Linked DNA regions of Homo sapiens: region 1 is linked to region 2. Evidence: chromatin loops called from intact Hi-C (ENCODE). Cell type or tissue: heart right ventricle. All regions are shown on one strand. Links, peaks and the distances in the headings refer to the core of each region. The heading gives the core; the rest is flanking DNA. Region 1 has its middle 21 kb from the start of FOXI2. Region 2 overlaps PTPRE (protein tyrosine phosphatase receptor type E).

Region 1 (2,912 bases), core at 199-2,698, 300 kb after region 2:
TTGTTTTTGTTTTTGTTTTTTGCAATGGAGTCTCACTCTATTGCCCAGGCTGGAGTGCAGTGGTGCCATCTCGCCTCACTGCAACCTCCGCCTCCTGAGTTAAAGCGATTCTCCCGCCTCAGCCTCCTGAGTAGCTGAGCCAGGCATGCGCCACCACACCTGGCTAATTTTTGTATTTTTAGTGGAGATGAGGTTTCACCATGTTGGTCAGACTTGTCTCAAACTCCTGACCTCAAACGCTCTGCGTGCCTTGGCCTCCCAAAGTGCTGGGATTATAGGCATGAGCCACTGCGCCCGACCTGTCTTTAAAAAATAGATCCCAGTAATGACATACAGTCAAAGGACTATGTTACAGAGTCACTTGAAATATTTTTCTCAGTGGTTTCTTGTTTTGGCATATAGTTAGGGTCATTTCATTTCATGCCACTTAAGTTTAAAGCCTTAAATTTGCTAAGAAATAAGAAGTTGGAAAACACAGTTGGTCATTTACCTACACAATATTTCTATTCTTCCCCGTATGTGTTAAATAATTAGGTGTGATGGAATTTATATAGGTTGATCGAGTGTTAAAATTTATGGCAAGCATTGGGATCATCTAAGGACTTTTAGGTTCGTGGTAACCTTTGTTGTGTTGTATCTCCACAGATAAGCAGACCCTTTCAGAGACTGAGAGGGAAGATGCTAAGCGTGCTTGACTTTGGCGATGAGAAAAAGTGTTTGAGATGTCAGCCTGCAGGGTCAGATTGACTCAGGCAAGAATCCTAGTCCTGTCAGTTATTACCTGTGTAATCCTGGATGAGTTAACCTGGACCCTCAATTTTCTTATCTGTAACACAGTAATAATAATCATCTCACAGGGCTTCATTTCCCATCCGGGTTAAATGAAACCATGCATATAAAGCACTTTGCACGTTTCCCGGCACCATACATGTAGCTAATGTTATTAGGGTGGTAAATAAGACTGCACTTTTTCTCTAATTATTCTATTGGTTTTTCAAAAAAGTGTTTTTATAATGAGCATGGTTTGTCCTCATAATAGCAAACAAACAGCAAACTCCAATAATCTGGGGGTGAGGGTGAGAAGGAGAATGAATTCCCTATGGTAGTTTTGTGTATTGATCATTCCTCTGTGAATTTTTCTGTCCTTAATTATGTGACTTTAATGCCATCTAGTGGAAGGTGACAGAGTCTATTTCCTCAAGTAGCTTCATTTGATAAGGAAAAAATCCCATGTTTATTTTATGTAATAGATGGCTCAAGTTCCATTCCTTCCTTATTAAAGAAATGTTCAGAATCCATAGTCATCAATAAAGATATTTTTGGTGAAATTTATTTTAAGGGCATAGCCTTTAGTATTTTATGGGTGAAAAATTTCCTACAGAGAGGGTAGGTTTGTTTTATTCTCAAACTTTTCTCTTGTATTTTTTATTTGTATTTAAGATTTTACATGTCAATTTTTATGATAAATCTACTGAATTTGTTGTAACATAATGCTAGCAAATACGCAGGAGCTTGCAGTAAGACTATTCTTTTTAAGAGAAAGACCTGTTGTCGTTAAACACTTTTTTTATTTTGCCTTGATTTTTTTTTAAATACTGAATGTGGAATGAATATAAAGTCTCACTGATCATGAACCTAAGCTCATCCAGTTTCGTGGTGGCAGCAGGGAGCGCCAGGGAGCCAGGGGTCAGGTTGGGCTCCTGCTTTTCCATCCAGTGTGACCTCGAGTAGAGCCCCACACCCACTTCACGTGCACATGATCAGACTGGGTGAGAAGCTCTCTCACATTTCATCTTGTGGCATCCTTTAATCCTTAGCTTCGGATTTGTAAAGGAGAGTGAGACCTGCTCTTTACCACTGTAGCTTACCAGTTATAGGGGAGTCTAAGTCCTGATTTTTACTTTGAAATAGTTACGGTAATCTATCCATCCTGTTAGGATGCTCTTGGCTGCTGGGGCATTTCTACCCCTTCCTTGCTGCTACCCAGATGTAACCCTGGCCACACCTTGTATTGACTAGACTTCAGAAATTGTTTTATGTTTGAATTACTTTAATTTTATTGCTTTAGTTGAATCAGTGTCTCCTGACTCCAGCCACCTTGCTTTGGGTTTGCTGCTGAATTGGGCCAGCATATGCAGGAGGGCCCAGGGGGCCCGGCTCCCAACTTCCTGCCAGAGATGCAGATGGAGATCATGAGACACACCTTAATGAGGGTACCATTGCTCCAGCGTTGGCACTTGCTGTGTTTAGGTACCACAAAAAGAAAGTACAGCTGTCATGTCTGAAGGTTACTGACTCTCCAGAAATGAGGAAGGCCTACGTGGTCTTCTTGATCTTGCTGCTGCACAAATTGTTGACACCTGTCCCCTGTCCTGGCTCAGAGATGATCCCTTGTGGCAGGGATCAAAAGGACATGAGAGCCCGAATGTTGTCCTAAGTGGCGGTGAAATTCGTGTTTAAGTGTGGGCTCTGGATAGTTGGGGGGGTCCTGGCTCTGAATCTATTTCTTTGCTCTGTGCCCTTTCCTTGGTTACAAGTGATGAACCTCATTAGCCTGGTGTGTAACGCACGTGTAATAACAGCACCTGCTTCCTCCAGCCACAGGAGGAAGCTCATATGTGCTAAACGGTTAGCATATTGCTTGACATCTGGTTAGTGCTTAATACATTGTTATTAAAAGTTAACTGTTATATGTTATGTATATTAAATGAATAAAGTCTCACTGATCATGAACCTAAGCTCATCCAGTTTCGTGGTGGCAGCAGGGAGCGCCAGGGAGCTACCTTTAGGTAGCTACTAACAGAATGTCAGCTCTGGGGACATAAAGCCAAATGCCCAACATCTGTCTAGGTTTGTTATACATTTCTAGAGAATTGCATTAAGAAAATAAAACTAGGCAGGGCGTGGTGGCT
Region 2 (2,912 bases), core at 208-2,707:
GAAATGCTGATTTTACTGACCAAGAGCCAGTAATAGAAATGTGTTTATTTGTTTAACAAATATTTACTGACTGTCTTCTGGATACAGAGCAGGGAAGGAGGCCTTGTTTAATTAACCAGATTCGACAACCTTGCTGCCTTCCAGGGATTTCTAGTCTAACTGGGAGACCACACTCCCCTGAAAAAGACTTCAGTGGGTTCAAGGTAGGGTTGTGGGGAGTGGCTGGTGCCAACCTTTTGAAAAATTACTGGAATCCTTGTATTTGACATAGGTGTCCTAGGTGCTGAATATGCCACCAGAGCTAGCCCCCACCTCTGCTCTTGTGAAGCTCCCAAGGACAGGAAATGATGCCTCGTCCATGCCTAGCAAGTAGCAGGTGCACCTTAATGACTCCTGAGCTGAGCAGAAACCCAGGCGTTCAACAGCACAGCTGTTAGGACAAAGCTGATGGCATGAGCCTCTCTCCCAAGGCTGGGTGGGTGCCTCGCTGCCATGGTGAGGAGCTTCATCTGGGGCTTCTCAGCAAAGCAAGGGTAGCAGGTGACACTGGATATTTACTAGCTCAGGCTCATGGGGAGGATGGGCCAGACCTCACAGGTGCAGGGCAAGGAGAAGTTTGGTTTATTGGCCAGGAAGTTGCTGGACTCTTGAGTGACCACAAGGTCAGATCTATCCTGGAGCATTTTATTGCCCTAAAATCACCCTTGAGTTGCAAAGGTGAGTTGCATTGGGAGGCTCCAGGAGGCGGCCAGCACTCTGAAAAGAGCCCCAACACAGGAGACAGGTGGACCTGGATTCACACCTGGGCTCACAATCTTGTCACTCTGAGCCAGGAGACAGGTGGACCTGGGTTCACACCCGGGCTCACAATCTTGTCACTCTGAGCCAGGAGACAGGTGGACCTGGGTTCACACCCAGGCTCACAATCTTGTCACTCTGAGCCAGGAGACAGGTGGACCTGGGTTCACACCTGGGCTGTCTATCTTGTCACCCTGGGCATGTCATCTGTCTCTTAGAGGTTTTTCCCTTCTCTGATCTTGGGACAGTTTCCGCCCTTAGGATGGGTGAGGACACAGGTGGACTCTCTGGCCCAGGTTCTGCTCTGAGCTGGTGGGAGGGGGACAGTGACAGCCACATTCCAGGTGTTTAGGCCACCGCCTGTGAACTGGCACGTGTGAGGCACCCACAGTTGCTGAGCTTGGCTGGGCACCAGCCATGGCACCCTCTTGGGGTGGAGGGGGGAGCCCCTAGGATGCTCACAGCCCAACAGGACAGATAGAGGAAGCATAGAGTGACAGGAGTGTCCTAAAAGGAATTTCTAGTGAAATGGTGTTATAACTTTGCATTTTATGGGCTCAACTTAGCACCTGAATTTGGAAGCATTAGGGATGGGGTCGGGCTACGGGGACGCTTCCGCGCATGCGCCAAGCTTGAAGCCCGGGTGCTATGCCAGAGGTGACCAGAAGGTGGCACCGTCGGGTAAGCCACAGGAACGTCTACCGCGCACCCGCCTGGTGCGCCCAGGCCACGCTCAGAACCTTCCTAACCCGCGCCTCCTCCGGGGTCCCCCAGTCACCTCAACCAGTATCCTTGCAGGATCACTCTAGAAACGTAACCACTTCACCAATGCCCAAACATTTGTTCTTAAATAGCTTTTCCTCTCCATTCACTCGCCGTGTTACAGTGATTAATTAGGAACTAGCATTCTAAGATTCATCTGAATTCCCAAAAGTCATCCTCACACCCATGTCCCAGCCTGGAATTTTACAATCTGTGGGTCTGTTATCTCTACCCCAGCCAAGAAATTTAACACCCAAATGGACTTTTCTTGCCTAGAATGACAGAGAGAATTACCCATTAAACCGCATGCCATGTTCAGGAAATTGGCTTTCTTCCCACGGAATCGATTCTTCCATAAATATTAAAATTAATTATTCTGGAGACTATAACTCAAAGTATGTACAAATGAAGTGTCATGCTTAGGACAGGGGTGGCAATTCAGGAAGACGGGTGGCTCCTGGGACACGAACCTTCTGCCTGCCTTCCGCTTAATGGATGGGTTACCAGCTGTTTAAGGAACCAGGGTTTAAGGCCGGGAGCAGTGGCTCACGCCTGTAATCCCAGCACTTTGGGAGGCCGAGGCAGGTGGATCACGAAGTCAGGAGATCAAGACCATCCTGGCTAACACGGTGAAACCCCATCTCGACTAAAAATACAAAAAATTAGCCGGGCGTGTCCGCGGGCACCTGTAGTCCCAGCTACTCAGGAGGCTGAGGCAGGAGAATGGTGTGAACCCGGGAGGCGGAGCTTGTAGTAAGCCAAGATCGCGCCACTGCCCTCACTGCCCTCCAGCCTGGGCGACAGAGCGAGACTCCATCTCAAAAGGAAAGAAAAGAAAAGAAAAGAAAAGAAAAGAAAAGAAAAGAAAAGAAAAGGAACAGGGTTTGACGGTTGTGGCTGGGGATCTAAAGTTGAGAGGAGAAGGAAGTAGGAGAGAGAAAAAGGCAGAGAGCACTGGGCTGGGAACCGCATGGTCTCTTCCCTGACCTGGTGGTGATGGGATCTGTGCCCCGGCAAAGGGAGGAGTTCTCATATTTCTCAGGCAAGAAAAAATTTCAATTCCCCAAGCCAAGCTATTCTCTGCTGTCTTTAGCAAAGGCTGGGCATACCTCAACCACCAGGCTTCAGAGTCCCTGGGCTCTGCCATTTTCTGTGTGTGGGCGCTCATGTACATTTGGCAACCTATAAAATGGGAAGTAATCTCTGGTGTGAGAACAGAGGGGCTACAAACCACCCCCACTCAGGTATCCAGGCTGGAAGGGCTGGGGACAAGTCGGCCTGGTTTACGGCCAGCAAAGGGCCTGGCACCCAGGGGCTGCCCAGAAGGACTTGAGGGATGAATAAGTGAGTGA

What was found. Peaks named below come from ENCODE experiments on the same cell type or tissue, not always from the same donor. Only the 100,000 strongest peaks of a DNase experiment are listed, where the experiment ranks them.
Region 1: it touches region 2 in a loop (7-fold over the local background); 23 of 110 quality-filtered maps call a loop at or near these places.

Annotation. Positions count from the first base shown.
Region 1 is chr10:127,714,242-127,717,153 of GRCh38, reverse strand. No RefSeq gene overlaps it. Among named protein-coding and RNA genes, the nearest start is that of FOXI2, 21 kb to the left of the region's middle. In heart right ventricle, for the core only: a CTCF peak has its summit at 1,178 (motif pointing left); no DNase peak of the experiment used is centred there.
Region 2 is chr10:128,010,069-128,012,980 of GRCh38, reverse strand. All of the region lies in intron 2 of PTPRE (protein tyrosine phosphatase receptor type E), which reads right to left. Among named protein-coding and RNA genes, the nearest start is that of AS-PTPRE, 51 kb to the left of the region's middle. In heart right ventricle, for the core only: a CTCF peak has its summit at 1,460 (motif pointing right); a DNase peak (open chromatin) is centred at 1,460; H3K27ac peaks cover 272 bases.